Linked DNA regions of Homo sapiens: region 2 is linked to region 1. A link is a contact called in ENCODE Hi-C or POLR2A ChIA-PET data. All regions are on one chromosome and are shown on one strand. The core of a region is the stretch at or near the end of the contact, and the rest is flanking DNA. Distances in the headings are between cores, read along the strand shown. Region 1 overlaps CBFA2T2 (CBFA2/RUNX1 partner transcriptional co-repressor 2). Region 2 overlaps CBFA2T2 (CBFA2/RUNX1 partner transcriptional co-repressor 2).

Evidence for each region. A loop is a pair of places that touch in the nucleus more often than their neighbours do. ChIA-PET counts read pairs that join two places held with the same protein, here RNA polymerase II (POLR2A). Pooled maps may share reads with other maps.
Region 2: a pooled map shows a loop between it and region 1 (3-fold over the local background). The contact joins two enhancer-like sites. A Hi-C loop is called at or near these places in 2 of 168 maps with a recorded cell type or tissue (OCI-LY7 and PC-3), 10 of 37 single-sample maps with no recorded cell type and 10 of 50 pooled maps. POLR2A ChIA-PET finds 5 or more read pairs at or near these places in 9 of 52 experiments (BJ, CD8-positive, alpha-beta memory T cell, Caco-2 and 6 more).

The regions. Positions count from the first base shown.
Region 1 is chr20:33,552,873-33,556,795 of GRCh38, forward strand. The region is part of intron 1 of CBFA2T2 (CBFA2/RUNX1 partner transcriptional co-repressor 2); the gene reads left to right. Among named protein-coding and RNA genes, the nearest start is that of CBFA2T2, 65 kb to the left of the region's middle. RefSeq lists an enhancer at 2,308-2,467. Within about 2 kb of position 2,244, at least 13 of the 41 ENCODE cell types and tissues checked have a DNase peak (open chromatin) inside an H3K27ac peak, as active enhancers do.
Region 2 is chr20:33,646,327-33,649,900 of GRCh38, forward strand. It overlaps CBFA2T2 (CBFA2/RUNX1 partner transcriptional co-repressor 2), which reads left to right. Exons shown (of 11, transcript NM_001032999.3): 11 at 1-3,574. Among named protein-coding and RNA genes, the nearest start is that of C20orf144, 14 kb to the right of the region's middle. Within about 2 kb of position 1,430, at least 8 of the 41 ENCODE cell types and tissues checked have a DNase peak (open chromatin) inside an H3K27ac peak, as active enhancers do.

The sequences.
Region 1 (3,923 bases), core at 994-3,493:
TGAAATACTTCTGAATATTCTTCATCTCCACCCCATCCCCCTTTTTAACCTGATCTACTTCTCCTCTGTCAAATTTCATTTCATCAGAGATTATGTCTATATAGCACACCCCTTAACTCTAGTCCCTGCTGTGAAGCTCATAGTTCTGGTTTTTTTCTTTATAGCACTTAGTATATATTATTATGTTTGTTTGTATGATAATTACATTACTTTTCTCAATAGACTGTAAGCTCCCTGAGAGCAGAGACTATTTTTCTTTACTGTGTCTCCTGCACTTAGTGTAACCTCAGTAGGTGTTTGAGTATTAGAACTTTTTTTTGTAAAGCTACGTTGTTGCTATAAATCAGAGTTTAGTTTATGTTTTTTGTTTTAGAGGGAGTTTCACTCTGTTACCCAGGCGGGAGTGCAATGGTGCACAGTCTTGGCTCACTGCAGCCTCCACCTCCCGGGTTCAAGCAGTTCTCCTGTCTCAGCCTCCCGAGTAGCTGGGACTACAGGTGCACGCCACTACGCCTGGCTAATTTTTTGTGTGTATTTTTAGTAGAGACATGGTTTCACCATATTGGTCAGGCTGGTCTCGAACTCCTGACCTCAAGTAATCTACCAGCCTCAGCCTCCCAAAGTGCTGGGATTACAGGCGTGAGCCACCATGCCCAGCCAGAGTTTAGTTTTTTGTAAAGGGTCATATAGTGACCGTTTTTGGCTTTGTGGGCCACACGATCTCTGTCCCAACCCTGCTAATGCGGCAGGAAAGCAGCCATAGATAGACAATATGTAAAGGAATGGGCATGGTCCTTTTCCAGTGAAACTTTGTTTACTAAAACGCTAAGCAGGCTATAAGTTTGCTGACTTCTACTATAAATCATCATCCCCTGATCTTGTTGGACTTGAAAGCCCTTGTTATGCAATCTTGCAAATCCCCTCTTAGGGTTTTTTGAAAAATGATTTTATTTTTGTATGGTAGATGTTAAAGAGGTGATTTTTAAAAAGTCTGATCTTAAAGTAATGTAAAATACAATCTTAAATATATTAATTATATATTTTTAGTTTCTCCAGTTTACTAGTAGGCATATGCTTTTGTTAACTTTACATTTGTATTTAAGTAAAACATGATTCTTGATATTGATGTTAAAATAAAAAGATTGGTTTGGTTTTGGGATAGATTAAAATGTAGATTGAAATTTTACAATGCGTTTCATTTTCAAAAAAGACTATTTTTGCAACCTGATGCTTGAAATACCATATAATATTATTTTGTTCTTAAGTGACAGATGAAGAAACATTCCAGGTTGCTGTTTGCAGAACTTCTGTGCAAGTAAGGAGTTATTACAATGAAAAGCAAATTCACTATAAGCACCAGTGTTTATTTTTCTTACTTTTTTCTTTTTTTTTTTTTTTTTCAGACAGTGTTGCTCTGTCACCCAAGCTGGAGTGCAGAGGCATGATCTCAGCTCACTGCAGCCTTCGCCTCCTGGGTTCAAGTGATTCTCCTGCCTCAGTCTCCTGAGTGGGATTACAGGCTTGTGCCACCTGGCCCAGCTAGGTTTTGTATTTTTAGTAGAGACGGGGTTTCACCATGTTGACCAGGCTGTTCTCGAACTCCTGACCTCAAGTGATCTGCCCACCTCAGCCTCCTAAATTGCTGGGGTTACAGGGGTGAGCCACTGCGCCCGGCCTATTTTTCTTTTTTCTTTTCTTTTCTTTTCTTTCCTTTTCCTTTTTCTTTTCTTTTTTTTTTTTTTTTTTTTTTTGAGATGGAGTTTCGCTTTTGTTGTCCAGGTTGGAGTGCAGTGGAGTGATCTCAGCCTCCCAAATTGCTGGGGTTACAGGTGTGAGCCACTGCGCCTGGCTGTTTTTCTTTTTTAACGTTGTTTGAAAGTCTAGAATCATTTTTATGTGCTAGATGAGAGATTTGATCTGATAAATCAAACTCAGATGTCTGCATCTCAAGTGTATTTGTAGAATTATTTTTCTGTTTTCTATTAATTTAGATTGAATGTCAGAGTACCCATTATAGGTATTAAAATGAATATTACATAAGAAAAAATAACAACTTAAAAATGTTCAGAATTGTTTAAATAAAAACTTTAGACAGACATTTAGCAGAATTTAGGTGAGCATTAAAGGATTCAGGCAGCATTCAAAACTGGAAGAAGTTCAGAGAGCTCTGCTTTAGAAGCAGGCTTTTATAGGCTGAACGCTGTAGCAAAGTAAAGGAATTACTTGATTGGCTGTAGCTAGGCACTTGCCTTATTTGGATATGATCCAGTGGAAAGTCCCTAGTTAGAGGTTTGTTTTTGATTGGTTAAGCTTAAGTTTCATTTTATGTTTACATTGGGCTTCAGTTTGCTTACTAGGCACTGGAGCCAGCTGTCTCAGCCTAATGGCTGCCCAATTTAAAAAAAAAAAAACATTAAAATGGCATGTAGTTGTCATCATCAGAGTAAGAAACCAAAGAAGAGACCGTCATGAATGGGATCATTAGATCATGGACTGACACACATGTTCACTTAATACCCACAAGAGTGTCTTCACACTTTTTTGTCATGGATGGGACTTGTTTTCTGTTTTTTGTTTTGTTTTGTTTTTGATACAGTAAAATACTTAGGAGTTCTTGCAACTTTCTATAAGTTGTTTACATTTTACTCCAATTGCTTTATCATTGTGTGTATTTTGGAGGTACAGTTTTTTTCCTGAACCACTCTGAAAGTGGAAATATGCCCTTTTATCCCTAAATACTTAAATGCATATTTCCTGAAATCAAAGGCATTTTCTTACATAACCACACATAACCACAGTACAATTATCAAAATCAGAAAATGTAATAATGATACCATACTATTAACCTGATTCACAGACTATATTCAGGTTTTATAAATTATTTCAATAATGTCTTTTATAGCTCTTATACCTCAATCCAATTCAGTCTGTCATCACACACTGAATTTAACTGGCATGTCTCTTTCTTCCTTGCCTTTCCCCTTTCCTCTTTCCTTTTTTCTTCTTTCTTAGAGACAGGGTCTCATTCTGGTGCCCAGGCTAGGGTGCAGTGGTGCAATAATGGCTCACTGCAGCCTTGACCTCCTGGACTCAGGCAATCCCCCAACCTCAGCCTCCTGAATACTTGGGAATATAGGCACATGCCATTATGCCTGGCTAATTTTTTTTACTTTTTGTAGAGATGGAGTCTCACTACGTTGCTCCGGCTGGTCTCGAACTCCTTACCTTAAGTAAGCCACCTTCCTTGGCCTCCCAAAGTTTTGGGATTACAAATGTGAGCCACTGCGGCTCTTTAATTTTTCTTATTCTAAAACAGTTCTTCAGCCTGCCTGCCTCCTCTTCTCCCCTCCTGGTACTTTTCTTTTCTTGACCATTCCAATTTTGAATACAGACCAGTTGTTCTGTACTTAGTTTGGGTTTCGTTGCCGTTACCTTATGATTACATTAATGTTACGAATTTCAGGCTGGAATACTATAGAAGGGATGTATTCTCCTTAATGCCTCATTTAAGGAGGCACATAATCAGTGTGTCTCAATATTAGTGATTGGTTAATCATTGTATTAAGGTCATGTCTGCCAGGTTACTCCACTGCAAAAATTACTATCCTCTTTGTGATTAATAAGTAATTTGTTGGGTATATTTAGAGATGATGAAGTTGTCCTGTTTTTCATTAGTTTTCTATTCACTAGTAGTCTCAGCATCTAGTGGTGATTTTCTTTTTTCTAATTTTTAATTTTTTTTTGTAGAGACAAGGTCTCACTATGTTGCCCAAGCAGATTTTGAACTCCTGGCCTAAAGTGATTGTTCCACCTTGACCTCCCAGAGTGCTGACATTATAAGCATGAGCAGCTGCACCCTACTAGTGGTAATTTTCTAATTCCATCATTGTTTCTGCATTTACATATTGGCATTCTAATGAAGG
Region 2 (3,574 bases), core at 180-2,679, 93 kb after region 1:
AGGACCCCGACCCCTCCTGCTCTCCATCTTTGAGCCTCTGGCATCCTCTCACACCCAGAAATCAGTTGGAGTAAGTTTAATTGGCCCTGCTCCAGCTGGCCTTTGAAGCACAAGTTTAAATCTCCACCTTCTGTGCACTGACCAGAGTCTAAAATAAAAGTTGTCAGTACCATAAAGGAAAAGGGATCCACACAGGTAGCCTTCTCCTTGGATACAGGTACATCTTACTGTAAGAATTTCAAGTCCTGGCTGGGCGCAGTGGCTCACTCCTGTAATCCCAGCACTTTGAGAGACCGAGGCAGGCAGATCACTTGAGGTCAGGAATTCAAGACCAACCTGGCCAACATGGTGAAACCCTGTCTCTAATAAAAAAAAAATAGAAAAATCAGCCGGGTGTGGTGGCACACACCTGTAATCCTAGCTACTCAGGAGGCTGAGGCAAGAGAATCTCTTGAACCTGTGAGCCAGAGGTTGCAGTGAGCCGAGATTCCACCACTGCACTCCAGCCTGGGCAACAGAGCAAAACTCTGTCTCAAAAAAAAAAAAAAAAAGGCAAAATTAAAGAATTTCAAGTCCCTAATTTACTCTAACCAAGCATTTTCAGTCTTACAAAGAAATCTAGTGCACGACACCTTTAAAATGCCTAGATTTCCATTGCCTAAAGTAAGGTGTGACCAGTGAAACAACAGCAGAGAATCATGTTCCTTTGCTGTGGAACACATAAGCCCCACAGTTTTCCAGTCAGCCTAATACATGGGTATCCCCCGACCCCATCTGCCTCCTTAAGCCACAGTCCTTGGTGGGGAACTCTAAGGGGGACGGAGTCAGTACCCCGGACAGGGCCACATTTGCATGAGACATGGCTGTCTCACAGGTCACAGAGCCATTACAACAGCTTACTAGTTTTTCATGGATTTGTTGGATTAACACCTTAAGCAGGTTTTTTATTGTTATTTTGTTTGTTTGTTTGTTTTGAGACGGGAGTTTCTCTCTTGTCTCCCAGGCTGGAGTGCAATCGCGCAATCTCGGCTCACGGTAACCTCTGCCTCCCAGGTTCAAGCGAGTCTCCTGCCTCAGCCTTCTGAGTAGCTGGGATTACAGGCATGCGCCACCACGCCCAACTAATTTTGTATTTTTAGTAGAGACGGGGTTTCTCCTTGTTGGTCAGGCTGGTCTCAAACCCCGGACCTCAGGTGATCCCCCCACCTTGGCCTCCCAAAGTGCCAGGATTACAGGCATGAGCCACTGTGTCCGGTCTTGAGCAGGTTTTTAAAATCTCCAGTGGCCATAAAACTAGCCAGGGTAGCTCATGCTTTTACTGGTTGGAATAAGGAGCCAAAACCAACAAAATAATATTTATTAGGGCTCGATGCCCATTTCTGTGGCTAAGGCTTAGGTTTGGTGTGCAGAGCCTGGCCTGCTCTTGTGGGCTGTGGTTGCTGTGACAGTTTCGTTTTCTGAATCTTTGTAATGCTCTTCCACCCTGCTCGTGCTGCCCAGAGGCTGATCTGCAAACCTGGGCAGTATTCCACACTGAAGCTCAGTTTGCAAACCTTCTGCTGTGTTAATTCTGGTCAGTTTCACACAGAAGTCACGAGGGCCTCTGCCCAGGACCTTCTATTCACATTTCAAGAATCCCTTTCTGAAATTCTCCAACTCTCTGGTCAGGAGGAGGAGCACCATTGGGGCGGGGTAGGCAGCTAGAGGCGCAGGAGCGAATCCAGGTTCCTTGCGTGGTTCCCAGCCTCTGCTGACAGCACCTCAGCTACCAGGTGGGGAGTGGAAATTCAGCCTGCTTAGAGGACTGACCTCTACAGTTCATATTTGCAGTGACATAAAAGGCAAAGAGGAGCTGGCATGGTGGTACAGAAGGTATCAGTCAAGCGCAGGCTCTTCAGAAACCTAGAAACTAAAAAGAGATGCAACATGTGACTGGCCATCAGCCAGACATGTCTAGGGTGAGACCAGTGCTCAGCACCACCCGCCAAGGAACACTGATGAGTTGTGGGACATTATGGTCGGCCAAGTGAGGAATGATTGCAGGGACCAGAGAAGACCAAAGATGCCAGATGTCCCCAGAGTTTCTTGAGGGCTGGGTTTCACGTCTTTGCTTGTCCTTTTTGTCCCCACTTGCCTGCACCGTGCCTGACTCATCCAGTGGGGAAGGTGACTCAAGAAGTTGTTTAAGCCTAGGCCTAGGCAGTCCACTTCGGGAGGTGGGGGCACTCCACACTGGGGGGCCCTGCAGCTCCAGGGCTGGTGCTCTAGCAGATCCGCTCAGGCACGGTTGGGTGACCGTGGGGTCACCGATTGCGTAGATTATTTCTAGGGCAGTGCTGGGTTAGAAATGTCTGTCTGGAAACAGGACACATCTTGCCACCACAAGTCCACACCTGGCCTTGGCTGCTGCCCGCTCTCTGCAGCGTGGATTTCCTTTGCCCATTTGGGCCAGAAGGTCACCAGGAGTTCATCACTGCTTAGTGTCAACTTGACATCTTCAGCTTCCAGACAGAAAACCCATGCTTTACTTTGTACAGCCCTGTCCCAGAGTTAGTAAGCCTCGGCTTGTCACCTGCTTGCAAAGGGTATAGACATCATTCTGGGTAGTTCTAGAGGATATCGCAACAAGTGCGTTTGAAGGTTCAGCACAGCTGGAATTGTACGGTAGTGAGCTCTTCAAAATGAAAACAGAATGACCGGATGGCCATCTGTCCTGGAAACTGTAGAATTGAATAAATCACTGAAAATAGAACACTTCTTGGAGGCTTTCTTCAGAACTGAACTAGAAACAAGGTTTCCAGGCTCCCAGGTCAGTAGACCAAACCAACTTCCTTAGATTTTTTTTTTTAAGCTGTTTGCAGAAAACTGGGTGGTAGCGTGTCTGAACCAAACGGAAGAATAGCCAGCGGAGCATGGACTGTTCCAGCACGGGCCAGATGGCCAGCTGTCGAGAGCAGCCCTGCCCAGATTGCGGTGGGGGCTGTGCCAGCGGCTCCGCAGGGCCCTTCCAACTCTGGAGTGTCTGTAGTTCTTGTGAAACCAAAACGTTGACTACCTGCCTCTTTCCTCGGGCATCGACGTGCTCATTTCCAAAGATGATGGTGCAGGTGACCTTTTCCATCGTGAGCTAAGAGAAGGTTAGGAGGCCTGAGGGGCGGGCCTTGTGTCCCCTCCTCCCCCTCCACAGCCCCTGAGGTGGAGCTTCCCTCACAGACCCCATCTGGTCGAGCCTACGGCTGCCCAGTGTACACTCAGTGATGCTTATACCAAATAGGGCATGTGCGCTGGTGTCTGTTGGGGACAGCCCCATCCCTACCTTGGAGTCGGCAGAGAAGCAGCAATAAGCATTAGGCGAATGATTGAAAGGGCTGCTGCGCCAAGAGGCCTTCAGTCCCCTTAACGTGGCTTTCCAACTTCCTGACGAGGCTACAAAGGCTCCGCTCACAAAAGAAAGCCAATAATGTAAATAAATAGAAAACGAAGCCTCCACGCGTGGTTTTTAAAGGGGGATGATGAATGTGACACCACCCACAGAATGCATTAGAATCTGGTTTTTCTGTGCTTTGTCATTTTA